Linked DNA regions of Homo sapiens: region 2 is linked to region 1. The links are chromatin loops, found by intact Hi-C in ENCODE. Cell type or tissue: HepG2. All regions are shown on one strand.

Region 1 (8,000 bases):
TTCCCAGAGCAAACAGGTCCTCCCTTATCATTAGAAAGGAGAACAATGCACCCTGGTTTGTTAAAGGAGAAAGCTCTTGGCATTCTCACTTTGTAATTTGCTGTTTCCTTTCAAGCTCAGCCTCTGGGAGGCTTTTCATTCTGTTTTGTGTCTCGTTTACCATTCCCGTTCAGTTTCATTTTATTTCTTAAATGGACATCCTCACCAAAACCACCACCACCAACAAAATCACTACCAATGACTTTTGCACAAACAGACCAAAGAAGTGGGCCACCTGTGTGAGTTCTAGGGCAGCTGTCTCTCCAAACCACATCACAAGTGCCCCCAGAGCCCTTCATTGTCTTTCTCAGCCTCTTCACTGCTCTGTCACCAACTCACACTTCATTTGCAACAGCTTCTTACAGGGTGCTGAAGGAAGAGCCAGTAATTAGAGCTACCAGGCAATGGGCGCATCTACAGAGGGACTCTTCATCTTCACAGAAGCAGCAGAGAGCTGAGGATGCTATCACGCCCATTTTACATGAGGACACTGAGGCACAAAGAGGCTCAGGGATGGTCCAAAGTTAATCCAGCAAGAAAAGGGGAGCACCAAACTGGAGCCTGCACAGGCTGACCTGGAGCCGTGTCCTTGAGCACTCTGCTTGTTCAATCAGAAAGCCACCACTCTCAAAGCACACACACACACGCACATATGCAGGTATGCACACATGCACGCACACAGAGGATGTGCTTAGCTGTATGTGTGCCCTGGGCGTGGACACCAGCACTCTGCCCAGAAGGAGGCCAATACCCGCCTGGACCAGGGTCTCTGCAGACAGTGGCACAGGGCGGTCATGGCCAGTCCTGCAGCGCCCTGGCCCAGCTGGTTTTCTGGTTTTTCCCCATTTCACTGGCTACAATGGCTCCTTTTTCAGATGCAGGCAGCCAGCTGAGTGCTGACACTCTAATTCTAAAGGTCACCCCGTGACATTTCCTGCAGCCTCAACTACCTTCCAAGGCCTCAGCAGATCAGGGTCACAATGCTGGCCGGCATTTAAGAGAAACTGCGCTGTTTTCTTTTTTAGGACTTCGCATTTATCTAATCATTTCTGGATCTTTTTCCTTGAAAATAAGTCACTAAATAACAAACCGAGGCAGCACTGCTTAAATGTGTCCCCAGACAGGGATGAAATGGGGTGCCTGTCCACTGTCGGGCCCCGGAGCTGTGCTTCAGTCAGGTCAAGGGAGCATGGGAACCAGGACTTTCACCTCCGCCCGGGAGATTCTTCGGGGCAGATATATTTAGAAAGCGTGGATTAATGATTAATGATTAAACTCACTCACCAGGTCTGTCAAAAGTGGACAGTCCTGGAGCCATTTGCCCTAATTTCCCTCAACATTCAATATTTGATTGTCCCCGCCAAAGAAGTGATCAGCTCTCCAGATGGCTCCAAAAGATGTTCGTGGGGCTGCAGGGAACAAATAAAACTCCCATTTCTGTTTGTTTTCATGTAAAAAAAAAAAAAAAAAAAAAGGAATTAAGTCTTATGCTGCTTCCTACAAGGGCTGGCCTATGCATCCTTGGGTCAGGGGCACGGGTGGCTCCCCAGAAGCCTCTGGACCCCATGTGCTGCTCTTTGTAAGCTCTGACAGAAGTGGAGACTGAAGACAAGGCAATCACAAAGGTGCCTGAGCCCCCAACCTTCCCACGAGCAGCCAGCGCTCACCCAAACCTTGGCCGCAGGATGAGGCAGGCCCACAGCTCTGTCAGACAGCAACCCAGGGTCTCTGAAGTGGACTTCGCTCCAGAAAGGGTCCCATGCTGTCCCAGAGAGCAGCGATCCGTGCCACCAACCTGTGGGCAAGCCACAAAGGTCCCCGCTAGAAGATGGGACCCAGAGCTTTGCATTGCCATTTAACTCAGACACTGGTGTGACAGCATAGGGTTGAGACGGGGTTGCAGAGGTCAAGTCCAGACTCTGCGGCTCCCTGGCTGCCCGGCTATGAGCTACTGTGGAGCGGTGCTGTGCTGCGGTTTCCTTAACGGAGGGAATCCAAAGCAGGACATGAGAACGCCTGTGCATCACCTGTGGTCACTGCTGGCTAATGAGGCCTGGGGATGCCAGGCCCCAATGGTAGCGCCCATCACAGTGCCAAGGACTTGCCTCGGGATTGCACCACGCTGTCACCATGAGCCCCATCCCCTCAGCACCCTCTGGGCTCAGCCCCACCTGACACAGGGCTGTGCCACAACGAAGGCCACAAATGCAAAAAGAAAATCTTAGAAAGACTATGTTTATCACTTTAGAACTTTTGAGAAAATTGAGACCTTGAAAGTGAAAGTGAACTTTCAAAACAGAAAGGTAAATAGTGTTCTTAGAATTCAAGCGGCAACATGTGCCTCTTCCACAGGGCCCCCAAGTCAAATCATTATTCCCGGTGCCGCGGCTGCTAAGTGCCTCTGTCCCTACATGGCCACCACTACTGATGCTGAGATGAGAAGACACCAAAAAAAGGCAGGAATTAGCACAATATTGAAGAGATACCTGTGTGTCATGGGTCTTTAGGGTTGCTAAAATATTTCACAGGATAAAAAAAATTAATGGACTAAAACATAAACAAGAAATTCCAAACCAAATAATTCTCCTCACCAAACATTTGCTGACAGCAAGCTCAGGGAACAGCAGAGGCCCGTCTCGGTATTCCGGAAGCAGCCAGACCTAAGATCAAATCCAGGCTTGACGACAGACTGGGCTGGTGCCCTGGACAAGCGGTGGCTTCCAGAAGCTGGGGGAGCCCCTGGGCATCACGTGGAGATGAGAGAAGATGCTTCCAGAACCTGACACACAGTAGGGATCCGGAATCGCCAGAGCTCTTGCACCTCAGAGGGAAACAGGGTATCCTGAAGTTCAAGTGCATGCACACCGTGGATACTCTAGGGTCCCAGCAACCCCAGCTATTACAATCACACTGTCACTGGGTGAACGCTGTGCACTCTACAGGGGCCTCCTCATTTAGTCATCATAGCCACTGGGGATGCAGGTGCCCCTGCAGCCTCATTCCACCCACATCCGGTGCACAGCACACACAGGATCAGCAGTGATAGGAACAGCCTGCCACTCTTTACAGAGCCGTGAGACTGTGGCTAAATCATTTATCCAGCACCCAACAACGTGGAAATCATGACACTCCACCTACAGGGGCTAGGCTAGAAAGGCATTTAATCAAACATTTTAGAATGATTTTCATTTAATTATCTCTCGGAGACTTAACTGTGTCATATGATGAACAACATTATTTCCTCCTAAATGTACTGAATCCGGAAGCAACCCTTCATGGCCATAGCCTATTTTTTTTTTTTTTTTTTTTTTTTTGAGATGCAGTCACTCTGTCGCCCAGGCTGGAGTGCGGTGGCGCCATCTCGGCTCACTGCAAGCTCCGCCTCCCGGGTTCATGCCATTCTCCTGCCTCAGCCTCCCGAGTAGCTGGGACTACAGGTGCCCGCCACCACGCCCAGCTAATTTTTTGTATTTTTAGTAGAGACGGGGTTTCATGTTAGCCAGGATGGTCTCGATCTCCTGACCTCGTGATCCGCCTGCCTTGGCCTCCCAAAGTGCTGGGATTACAGGCATAAGCTATTGCACCCGGCCTGTCATAGCCTACCTTATTCCAAATATCCAAAACCTGGAACTGGGGGCAGCCTGCCACCATGAATATCCTCTCAATGTCAACACATCCACTGCCAACATCAGAGTGAAAATGCCTCATGATTGGTCCATCCTGTACAATAGGTTTATTTGTTTTGTTTCAAATGCCAAGTAGAGATATTTAAGTACAGGGACAGAGCGTGGTGCAATGATCAGGACGGAGGTGCCTAACAATCCCAATAAAATGCTGACATGGGCTAATCTCAAGCAGATATTCTGATCCCCTCGCACAACCACGGCACTGGGGTGCCGAAACCAGAAGAGACATGCACACGAGGCAGGGCGAGTGGTGTTTATTACAGCTGTACAACTGTACAACGGGAGGGCAGCGACACGTGCTTATTTGTATTAATGTTTAACAGACTAAGGGCCAACATTTGCTTACTGGCTAAGTGATTTTCAATAGGATGCACTGAAACAAAAGCCAATTCCTTGAGTGAGAAGCGTCATGGGTAGAATCACGGAGCAAGGTCCTGCCCACCTGCACTGGTGGCCTCCCAGCAGCTCTCATAGACCCTGGACCCAGCACAGTCCAGCTGGGGCCCAGGGACTGGCACAGCTGTTCCGCTCTGCTCCCGGCATGTCACAGGGGAGGCACACACCAGACGAACCAAACCAGCAACAGAGCGGAGAGCCTGCAGGGACGCAGCTGGGGACTAAGCAGATGGGAGACCGGCAGTCCTGGGGCTCGGGAGACAGGGGAGACAGAGAAGGAAGAGGGGTCCCATCAGAGGACTCCCTGCAGTGCTCCATGAATTTCTCCCGAATTCCATCCGTAAGTGCCTTTCAATCCATGCCACTGAGGGCATTTCTGCTCCTTGTGACTAAGTGAACTCCTCTAGGGCGTCCCTCTCTCTAACACAGAACTTCTCTTCCAGTCTCCTCAACAACCTTGGGAAGGAGCATAAATTCAGCAACACACTGATGCTGGCCCAGGCTGTGCGCTGTGAACCTACTCCCATTCCAGTACAAGCATCCCCTCTTTTTACCCCAACTGGGAAATTCAAACAGATGAAGCCTCATCCATTCAAATCACTGATAAAGGATGATCCTCAAACTCTCAGTCTAGAGCCTTCCTGAGAGTGCGCTGTAGGTAGCTACTGGCCACATGTGGTTACTTAAATTGAAATTTAATTTAATTTAATTTGAAATCCAGTTCCTCGGCCACACCATCCATGTGTTGATGTGGCTGCTGACAAGCTCAACAGTCAGGCATGACCAGTGGCTGCCCCGATGGGCATTGCTGCTATGGACCATTTCCGCCATCGCAGAAAGTCCTGGAGTGGAGGACCAAGGAGGCCTCTTCTTTATAAAGCCCTCTTTGTATCCCAGTGTCTTTTCCTCTTTTTCCAAATGAGCAGGAAAAAAAAAAAATTCCCAACTGAACTTGACTCTGCTCCACCCATGTGGATGAAGCCAGGCTGAGCTTCCCTGCAGAACAGGAATGAAGACACAGAAGTGGAAATAGCACACCTTTGTTTCCCGGAGAACCCCAGGAGCTGTAAAAACACCCGAACTCCCCTCTCCGGTTCTTACAGAATTTTTCCGACTGCTCTTTCCTTCTTTATCCTCTTCCATAATTGCACGCTGCGTGATGGGAGGGAGAAGTGAAAGAGAAGGGAAAGAAGCTCGTTTTCCTCATTCCGTACATCGTGTCCACGCAGTGCCAGGAAGGGCTGCAGAGAGGAACGTCTTCGGGGTCCATGTGGGACCCCTCCCTAGGGCAAGGGCCCTTAGCTCTGGGCTTCTCTTTTCCTGGGGCTGCCCGTCCAGAAGGACAAGCCCTGCCCCCTCCTCCGGGCTCCAAGAGCACTGCTCATTCCTCCTGCTGCTGCTGCTCAGCCGGGTCCCTCAGCCCCGGCGGGGAGCAAGGCCTTCCTGCAGCAACCCCTCAGGCCAAGCATAGCCAGCACCCCTCATGCCCCTCATGGAGCCAGCCGGGCACCACCCCCTTACTCAGCGGCAGAAGGCCCCTTCTGGAAGGGGGTATCTCCCTCTTCCCAGCCTCTGGTTCTAAAGTCGGTCTCCCATCCCAGCCACGACGAGGGGCGATGGTGGGGCGTATGCAGCGTGGGAACTGACCCTGCCGTGAACATTCCTCCTGCCTGCTGAGTCCTCGATCTGCTCTCAAAGTAACAGCTCCAGGGCGAGAGCAGCAGCCCACAGCCAGTGATGCCAGGCGAGGCCAGTGATGCCAGGCGAGGCTCCCACACTGGCCCACATTTCTAAATTCTGCTGGTGCTTTCTTTCTTTTTTTTTTTTTTTATTTTTCTCTCTTGAAACAGGGTCTCCCCTCTGTCACCCAGGCTGGAGTGCAGCGGTATGACATGGCTCACTGCAGCCTCGACCTCCTAGCTCGAAGGATCCTCCCACCTCAGCTTCCTGAACAGCTGGGACTACAGACGCATACCACCATGCCCAGCTAATGTTTTTAATCTTTTCTGTAGAGAGGAGGTGTTCCTATGTTGTCCAGATTGGTCTCAAACTTCTGGCCTCAAGCAATCCTCCTGCCTCAGCCTCCCAAAGTGCTGGGATTACAAGTGAGAGCCACTGTAGGCCTATTTCTTTCTTTATGAAAAAAAGTAAGAGTAAATTGTGATCAAATACTACAATGCTACTGCGGTGTGATTCCTGAATGGTAAAAACCTTACCATGCTTTGTTTCTCCATCAGATGCCTTGCTCCTCACTACTGCCAAGGAGATTACGCCTAAGACTGATGGTACAAGTCTTTTCTTTAAAACAAACAAACAAAAAAACACAACAACAACAAAAAAAACAGGCAGGGGGTGGGGGATTCAGAGTCCTTTACTGTGAGGTCAAGAATAATTCCTAGCCATGGAAAATAATCTCTAATGATGCTATAAACAGACAGCTCACCAAATCAATCAGAAAACATTCTCAGTATCATTCTCAGTCTGTCAAGAACAGAAAACCTAACTCCTGCAGGCTTTACTGTGAAATGCTTAGAACTCTGTCCTGATTGGAGAACATGGCCCCTTGTGATGGACAGGCAGGCGGCGGCCAAAGCCCAGAACCCAGCATTAGCCAAAGGAGGCATCAAGCTGAAGTCTCGGGTGAGTTCATTTCAAAGTCAAGGGCAAGGCCACCCTGGCAGCAAATTCTTCTGGCTACTCAAATTCGAATATTGCAGAACTAGCACTAGAGTTGCCAAGCTATAAAACACGAGCAGAGAGAGGAGGCCCTTCCACAGGAATCCAGATTAGCAAAACCCCTTGCTCTCTTCATCAAAACTCAGATAAGTTAGCTGAAAACCTGGGGACGGAACAGCTTCCCCCAGGAAGGAGAATCCACGTGGGGCCATGACCAAGCACTCCAAACACTGCAGCGGGCGCTGCCCCTCTTCCAGCGACACAGTGGGAGCAGCCCAGCCATCCAGTGACTTTTTGTGGACATGGCCCAGCCCCTCAACCCTCGAGCCAGGACCCAGTCCAAGAGCACAGCACCCTCCACTCTCCCTGGGCCTGAGCATGGCACCAATGTGCTTCACGCAGAGCGTTTCGTGGGCGCACCCCTGCAGGAAGAACCATCGCTGCTCAAGGCAGTCATCTAAGAACTGCTCACTCTTGAGAAGGGCAGGTCATCTTACTCCTCCCCAAAAGAGTCTCTCAAGTTAGGCTCTCACCCATAGGAGGGACTTGCTGGGCGTGCGGGGAATGGCATTGTGGTGACAGCCCCAAGCAGGGGGCCACACAGGCTCAGGCCCGGAGCACCTTGGCAGGGAGAGGAAAGGTGTGGGCACTGCCTGGGCACTCTGCATGCTGGGCTGGGCGTCACCCCTGCCACCTCGGGAGTCCTCAAACCCCCCCCGGGTGGGAGAGGTCATCACCTCCGCGTACTGAACAGAAGCCCAGCTCAGGGTTCAGGGTGGGCCCCTGGATTCAAAGTGGCAACAGAGCCTGACTCCAGCCTCAGGGCGTGAGGCACCTGGCCCTGGCCTGTTCCCATCCCACACCCGGCTGCTCAGGCCTGGGGACAGGAGGGCACAGGGACAGGCCTGGAGGACAAGGTCCCTGGAATCCCCGACAGCTTGACAATGTGAAATAAGTTTCGCTTCCTTTTTATCTACGCTCCCGGATTGACTTGTCCTCCTCTGATGCCTGGTTCCTCTGCCATCAAGACCCGCCGTCTGGTGTGAAGGGAAACGTCCCTCACCCTTCTGCAGTCGCCACCGAGCACTCGTGGTGTGGCCCACAGGGCATCCTGCGAGAGCGTCACAAGCACCCCACGAACAAGACACGGCAGCGTGCTTCCTCGATCTCCCCGCTCCTTTCTCGGGACAGCCTGTGGCTTGT
Region 2 (8,000 bases), 120 kb before region 1:
GGCCAGGGAAAGGATGAGCAAAGCATAGAGTGGGGTGTGTGTGCGAGGCAGCCACCGGATGCCCGAGGCATAGAGTGGGGAGTGCGTGCGAGGCAGCCACCAGACGCCCGAGGCATAGAGTGGGGTGTGTGTGCGAGGCAGCCACCGGACGCCTGAGGCATAGAGTGGGGTGTGCGTGCGAGGCAGCCACCGGACGCCCGAGGCATAGAGTGGGGAGTGCGTGCGAGGCAGCCACCGGACGCCTGAGGCATAGAGTGGGGTGTGCGTGCGAGGCAGCCACTGGATGCCTGTGCTCCATGAGTGGCTGCGCTGGCACAGCAGGACTGGCGCCCATGGGATGCCACCCACGTCACACTGTCGTCCCTGTGTATTCTTCAATCCCTCTACGACAGGGGTCCCCACCTCCGGCCGTGGACGGGTAGCAGCAGTCCCTGGCCTGTTAGGAAATGGGCCACAAAGCAGGAGGTAAGTGGCAGGCTAGGGAGCATTCCCGCCAGAGCTCAAGCTCCTGCTGGATCAGTGGTGGCATTAGATTCTCACAGGAGTGTGATCCTGTTGTGAACTGTGCGTGTGGGGGATTTAGGATGCATGGTCCTTATGAGAATCTAACGCCTGATGATCTGAGGTGGTGGAAGTTTCATCCCGAAACCATTCTCCTGCGTCCCCCACCCCTGTCCACAGAAAAAACCATCTTCCACGAAACCGGTCCCTGGTGCCAAAAAGGTCGGGACCGATTGCCGCTCTACAACAAATGCGCATCACTTCAGAGCAAGAGGTGATAACAAAGGAAAATGAAAAGTGGCTGAGGGGTAGGAAAGCAGATGAAAAGGATTACATCGGACGGGCAGAGGCAACCCCGACAGAGTAGGGCCAGCAGGGATGGGGGGCTGGGTCCCTGAGGTGCCACAGCCTGAGAGCCCACGCGGCGTGCTCAGGGTGGGAGGCGGCACAAGCCTTCTGCTACAGGGCTCGCTGCTCCAAGACAACAGGGCTGCCCGCACGGAGGAACCTGCACATCAACGTGCTTGTGCACCCAAGTGTGCGTTCTGAATGTGAGTGAGCGCGTGGGATTGAGCATGTGTGCTCCAGGTAACTGTGAGCGTGCAAGGGCGCTGCCCTTCTCTGTGGGCGCCAACCTTCAGCGGCGTTGGCAAGGTGACGGGGGCAGGCGGTGTGTGTCCGGGAACATCTCCTGCATCTTGCTGGGTCCTTCTTCACATGAGAGGCCCGAGCCGACTGGCAAGCTTCACACCCTTGCTGCCCCTGCACAGCCAGCTTCCAGGTGGCCACCACACCCTCTCCTGCGAGAGCCTGGAGGTCCAGCTCAGCCCCCGGGCACCCAGCACACACACCTTTCCAACCCCTAGGCTTCTGGGAAGATCCAGCCTGCAAAAACAGCCTGGCCCAAGCCCTTTCATGGTCACAGGCGGTGCAGGGGATGAGGAATGGCCTCACCAGGGCATCAATCCCGTTCCTGGACCTCGCTTCCCACTGCTGAGGACTCAGCCGGTTTCCACGACCACCCAGAACCACTTGTAAATAGGGAAGAAAGGATTTCAGCTTGCTCACAGCCTCTTCCTACTCAAGATGAGACATGCCAGTCACCCCGCATGTCTGTGACCTGTGTGAAATTTGAATCACATTGTGTCCACGATGTTAAACGTAACATCAACTGTGTAATTTTGTAAGGTAAAACTCCTCATTCTTCCATTCTGTAAGTAAAGCCCCCAGCCCAGACAAGGGACAGAGACAGGCATTGGCCAACCAAATGGCATTCGGCAACCTCAAACTGGCGCTGGCAGTGAACAAGCAAAATGAACATGATTGCCCCTCATGAGTGCCCCATGTGGATGGAAGGGTGTGCTGGGCCGCTGCCCCCCATGGCCCACCCCGAGGAAGAGTCCCCAGGCAGAAACCGCCTGCCCCATTGCAGTGACCCCAGCAGATAGCTCTGGACTGAGGCTGCCCCAGCCTCCAGGACGGAGACCACAGCGCTGGTCTTTCCCGGCCCACCTGGGCTGGGTCATTGCAGCCTGCAGCCCACAGCCAGCCTCCCCGTCCACTGTCCCATGGCAGCGGAAGTGGCCTGGATGGCAGAGCCCCACAGGAATCGCTTGGAGTCCAGGGCAGTGGGACCTCGGGCTCTAGGCAGGTCTGCCCAGTCACACCTGTGGTCACACACAGCAAGGATTTACAGCAGCAGAGAGAGCAGATCAGCATCCAGACATTGGGGACAGGACCTGCCGGCTCTCCTCACAGATGAAAAGCCCTGTCCACAAACACGCCCACCCACCTACAGCCCTCACAAGGGGGGTGGGACTCAATTCCAGCCAGGAGCACGGGGATAGAAGAGCTGCAGAGGTGGCAGGAGGTAGGCCCACACCCAAGGAAGGAGGGAGGAGAGGAGGGGCTGAGGCAAGACCCTACCCAGGCAGGTGCAATGCAGGCTTGCCTTCCAGCAGGGGTGCTGCTCCTGGCAGATGTGTGGGCACAGGCAAGGCAGGAGGCCTGGGTGGGCCGAGGGAGAGGGGGCACCCACCACGCCCGGCAGCAGCGTGTGCGCAGGAGGGGCAGGGAGGGCCGTCAGGGCTAGCTGCACACACCAAGCATCTCACCTGTATCTTTCCCATGGCAAAAACTTAATTCCGAACAACCAACTTAAATGAACTTCTTGGGGATGGTGGGATAAACATAAGCAAGCTCTTGCCGTGTCCTTCATCAGGGCAGCGCTGGCCTCCGAAGACTCACAGGCGGCCCATAGCACGCTGGCTGGAGGGCAGTGCCCAGGCCAGGCTGCCTGGCTGATAAAACCTGCTCCACCCACCTGCTTGCTGCCAGCGCACTTGCACCTAAATATTTAACCTCTCCGTGCTGGGTTAAATGTGGCACCTGCCCCCAAGGGTTCCTGTGAGGACTGGAAGAGGTGGCATGGGGAGAACACTCAGAAGAGCTGGTCTGGGCTTGCCTCCGTGCGGCCTGATTGTCATCAAACCGTCACTTTTGAAAGATGTCGCCTAGAGACGCCGACTTCCTGCAGACACTAAATATCCTAAGGTAAAATCAGGCCCCCTCAAGGCTAGGGAGATACTACCTGGAGCACACCTTCCTAACGCGGTGTTCCTTGCCGCCACATGCAAGCAAAGTCCCTCTACCAGGACAAACATCTGGGCATGTACAGATTCAGGACTCTGCCCTGGGGACCCGGAGCTGTGTACACAGGGAAAGGTGCCCCGAGAGCATCCCTGGGCCACACTGTCTGCAGATTGGGAATGCCACCAGCAGGTTAACCTATAAACATACAACCCACAGGGCTTCGGGGTGCTTCTCAGCTCAGAAAACAAACACAGTCCTTTGTTGAACTGATCTCCTCGTCATGGCGAGCCCCTCCCCTCTGGCTGTCACCTGCACAGGGCCCCTTGGCTCCCTCCCTCCCGCTGCTCAGAGCTCACTCAGGGCGGAAACGCAGAGCGGACAGATGCAGCCTAATGCAGTCTCACAGTATCTACTTGTCAGCCAGAACCCAGAGGGAAAGTGAGCTCTTTCCACCATCATTTCAAAAAGAATGAAAGCAACAACCATGGCTGCTGGGGATTAAAATTCACAGGAAGGCAAAACTCCCAGAAACATGACTGTGGTGGAGTTTTAATGAAACCAGCAGTCACAAACAGTGACTGATTCCCTACCTGCCCCCGGCAACGCTGTGTGATCTCGGCTTCGCTACTTGTAGGGAGGCATTCCACCTTATTAGATTTATAACAGATTATCTGTAGAGCAAAGCCTGCAAAGTGAAAGCCATCAGGACAAACTGGATTTCAACACTCCCTGTTCATAGCACAAGCTGAGACGTCAGGCCTGTTTCTTGATCTTCAAAGAAGACACAGGGACCCTCTGCCCTCGGCATGCTCGGAAAATGCTGGAACCACAAGGGAAGATGGCCATTTCACTCTTCTTCACTCCTGCCCCACATCCTAGCATCGTGAATAGGTACTTATTCTCCATGGGAACCCTCAGTTGGCTTCTGGAGGGCAGGTGCGTCACTGGAATACCAAATTCAGGCTTCGAAAAACAGGACTTTGAGATGCGCTTATTTTTAAGTTAGCTAAAATTGTCTGCAACTAGTCCCTCGCTAACTTTACACGTCAGACTACTCCATGGGGCAAGGGCTGTTGGGAAGCAATTTTTTGCAGACTGAAACTATAATGAGCAATTTAAAATAAGATGACTACGACCTCATTCTTCTAAGAAAAGCAAAAACAAAACCAATCATAGCTGATCCTATTACTCTAACCAGACTTTAAGTTTACGTTAAGCGTACACTGAACTCTGAACCAAATATAGGAGCCCCAGAATTTAGCTGCTTTGACTCTGACTTCAGAATTTAATATACAAATATTCAAGTGGTAACCCAAAAAGATTTTCACTTTTAAAACGAAACTCTTGACTTTCTTGTGTCTCTTTTTCAACTTGCCAGGGGAACAGCCCCAGAGTGGGCAGATGCCGCGCCCGCATAAAGCGGCAGGGGCCAGGAGGAAAGGGCGGCAGAATGGACGCCACGGACGGTAAGCTGCCGCCCATGGATGGGAACACCAGGTGCAGACCAGCTGGGGTAGGGCCACGGCATCCATGGCTCTCCAGGTGTGTGCCCACGTGCCCTATGTGTCACCTGGCCCCACTGCCCACTGCCACGTGCATGTGCCTCTGCCTAGCTTGGGAGGCAGCTCATGCTAAGCAAAGGTGTGCACGAGGTCTTCCCGTCTATTCTTAACCTTCACCCAGAGGCACCACAGAGGGACTCTGCTCCAAACCAAGAGTGTGCTCCTGCCCCCTGCCTCCCCACCGCACCCCTGTCCTGGCGCAGAGCCCTGGATCAGGCATTCGGCACAGCTCAGGTGAGCTCTAATGCTCACTGACAGCTGCCTCAGGTGACCAGAAAGCTGGGCCTGGGCAACATCTCTTCACCTTCCTCGGCCAGGTATTAAAGAGAATAAGGATCATGACCCACGCTCCCAGTGCCAGAAAACTAGGTTCCTTTCCGTGTTAGTTCCTCCCTGAAAGGAAGAGTCACACTATCAACTAAACAGCTCTGAAAACTCTCTCCTATCCACTGTGCTCTCCATAGCACAAGTCACATGGACACACACACACACACAAGCACACGAAAAAGAGGCCAGCCTTGCTAGTGTAAAAAAAAAAAAAAAAAAAAAAAAAAAGACATGCCACTAAAACAGTGTGTAAATGATTTTTACTCTTCATGCATTCGACTGGGAATAGGCTGAAGTTAGGGAAGAAAAGGCACGCCTTACACCAGTGCAGGGAGAGAGGGTAAGCCTTGCAGGAGGGCGATGTGCAACCTACATACAAAAGGTGCCCTGTACCTGCCCTGGAGGCTGTGCCCTATGGGGGGGTCCCTAAGTGTCTGTCCTGGAGGATGTGTCCTATGGTGGTGGGGGGGTCCCTCAGTGTCTGTCTTGGAGGCTGTGCCCTATGAGGGGGGGTCCCCCAGTGTCTGTCCTGGAGGCTGTGCCCTATGGGGGGGTCCCTCAGTGTCTGTCCTGGAGGCTGTGCCCTATGAGGGGGGGTCCCTCAGTGTCTGTCCTGGAGGCTGTGCCCTATGGGGGGGGGTCCCCCAGTGTCTGTCCTGGAGGCTGTGCCCTATGGGGTGGTCCCTCAGTGTCTGTCCTGGAGGCTGTGCCCTATCGGGGGGGGTCCCTCAGTGTCTGTCCTGGAGGCTGTGCCCTATGATGGGGGGTCCCTCAGTGTCTGTCCTGGAGGTTGTACCCTATGGGGGAGGTCCCTCAGTGTCTGTCCCGGAGGATGTGTCCTATGGGGGGGTCCCTCAGTGTCTGTCCTGGAGACTGTGTCCTATGGTGGGGGGTCCCTCAGTGTCTGCCCTGGAGGATGTGTCCTATGGGGGGGTCCCTCAGTGTCTGTCCTGGAGACTGTGTCCTATGGTGGGGGGTCCCTCAGTGTCTGCCCTGGAGGATGTATCCTATGGGGGGGTCCCTCAGTGTCTGTCCTGGAGACTGTGTCCTATGGTGGGGGGTCCCTCAGTGTCTGCCCTGGAGGATGTGTCCTATGGGGGGGGTCCCTTGGTGTCTATCATGGAGGGCTATCCCTCAGTGTCTGCCCTGGAGGGCTGTGCCCTATGGGGGGGGTCCCTCAGTGCCTGCCCTGGAGGCTGTGCCCTATGGGTGGGTCCCTCGGTGACTACCCTGGAGGCTGTGCCCTATGGGTGGGTCCCTCGGTGACTACCCTGGAGGCTGTGCCCTATGGGAGGAGTGCCCAGTGTCTTCTGGGGAGAGGTGCACCCCATGGGGTGCCTGTATCCCCCATGGGGGTTGCCCTGTATCTCCTGGGAAGAGTTGTGCCCTATAGGGGTGCCTCGGTGTCTTCTGGGGAGAGGAATGCCCTAAAGGGGGTGCCCTGTATCTCCTGGGGAGAGGTCTGCCCTATGAAGGGTGCCCCGTGTCTCGTGGGGAGACATGTGCCCTGCAGGGGGTGCCCCACGCCTCCTGGGGAGAGGTGTACCCTAACTGCTGGGGAAAGGTGTGCCCTGTGGGGGTGTCCCGTGCCTCCTGGGGAGAGATGCACCCTGCAGGGGGTGCCCCGTGTTTCCTAGGGAGAGGTGCACAGTGTGGGGGGTGCCCTGTGCCTCCTGGGGAGAGATGCACCCTGAGGTGGGTGCCGGGGCCCAGTCTTGTGCTTGGGGTCTCCCACATGCCCCTGCTCCATCACTCACCAGCCTGGAGCATGCTCTAGCCATGGCTTCGTGGCCTGTCCTTGGACCCTCTCTGGGTATCCATGTTTGTGTCCTGCCTCTCCATATTCTTCTGGGAGGCATTGATCAGAAATGCAAGAGAGAGGCCGGGCGCAGTGGCTCACGCCTGTAAACCTGACACTTTGGGAGGCTGATACAGGCAGATCACTTAAGGCCAGGAGTTCGAGCCTAGCCTGGCCAACATGGGAAAAACCCATCTCTACCAAAAATACAAAAATTAGCAGCAGGGTGTGGTGGTGCATGCTGGTAATCCCAGCCACTCAGGTGGCTGAGGCATGAGCATCGCTTGAACCTGGGAGGCGAAGATTGAAGTGAACTGAGATGGCACCAATGCACTCCAGCCTGTGCAACAGTTGAGCGAGACTGCCTCAAAAAACAAACAAACAAAAACACAGAAGTGCAAGAGAGAACTTCCACGCTTACCTGGGATCCGCTTCTTGGTGGAAAAGCACCATCCGAGAAGGAGAGGCAAGGCTGTGTCTAAACCACCACAAACAGCCAGGAAACCGGAAAGTCCAAGGGGACCACGAGCATTAAAATTCTCCTAAAAGATCCTATTTACCCAACATTAATAATTTAAGTTATATTTTAAAAATGACTCCCTTTTCAATTATAAAACTCTATTCAAATTCACTGATGATTTAATGACACTAATTAGATTTTGTGTTCAAGAAATCTGTCTGACAAACACTATTGCCAAATGTCACTAACAAACAATATGATGGCTTATAAAGAGAGTTTAAATCATCCAAACAAAAGCCTCCTAATGTAATGAAACCACTATGTAGTTCAAATGGCTTTTATAATCTCTATTTTAATGAAGAAATAAATGATTAAAATGCAAAGAGAAAGGCAACCTTGAACTTCTTTCTGTGCTTTTGAGACCCTGGCCCAGAGACTGGCTCCAGAGCCATGGTTCTAAGGTCTCTGGCCATCTCTCAGAGGGTGATGGGGTGGGCTTTCCCAGGGACCCCTCCAGGAATGAGGAGCATGGCCTGAAGGCCTGGCCTGTAGGAGCGACGTGAGGACTGGGGTCGGGGTGCTCTCTTCCAAGCAGTGAAGCCAGCTCCTGGGGCACCAGAAGAGGAGAGGCAGAGGGGTTCTGGAGGTGAGACCTGGCCTCACCCTGAGATGGCAGCACTGACCCCAACTCAAGTGTCTTCTTTATGTCTTCTGGCCTCCTAGGACTACCTTGAGGAGCCCCAGTCAAACACACGGGGCT

Evidence for each region. A loop is a pair of places that touch in the nucleus more often than their neighbours do. Peaks named below come from ENCODE experiments on the same cell type or tissue, not always from the same donor. Only the 100,000 strongest peaks of a DNase experiment are listed, where the experiment ranks them.
Region 2: it touches region 1 in a loop (11-fold over the local background); 1 of 110 quality-filtered maps calls a loop at or near these places.

The regions. Positions count from the first base shown.
Region 1 is chr2:239,295,536-239,303,535 of GRCh38, forward strand. The region is part of intron 2 of HDAC4 (histone deacetylase 4); the gene reads right to left. Among named protein-coding and RNA genes, the nearest start is that of MIR4269, 5.9 kb to the right of the region's middle. RefSeq lists enhancers at 1-608, 609-1,224, 7,604-7,693. In HepG2, no CTCF peak of the experiment used is centred here; DNase peaks (open chromatin) are centred at 706, 826, 1,256, 4,116 and 1 weaker place; H3K4me3 peaks cover 3,666 bases.
Region 2 is chr2:239,178,887-239,186,886 of GRCh38, forward strand. The region is part of intron 4 of HDAC4 (histone deacetylase 4); the gene reads right to left. Among named protein-coding and RNA genes, the nearest start is that of HDAC4-AS2, 11 kb to the right of the region's middle. In HepG2, no CTCF peak of the experiment used is centred here; a DNase peak (open chromatin) is centred at 3,345.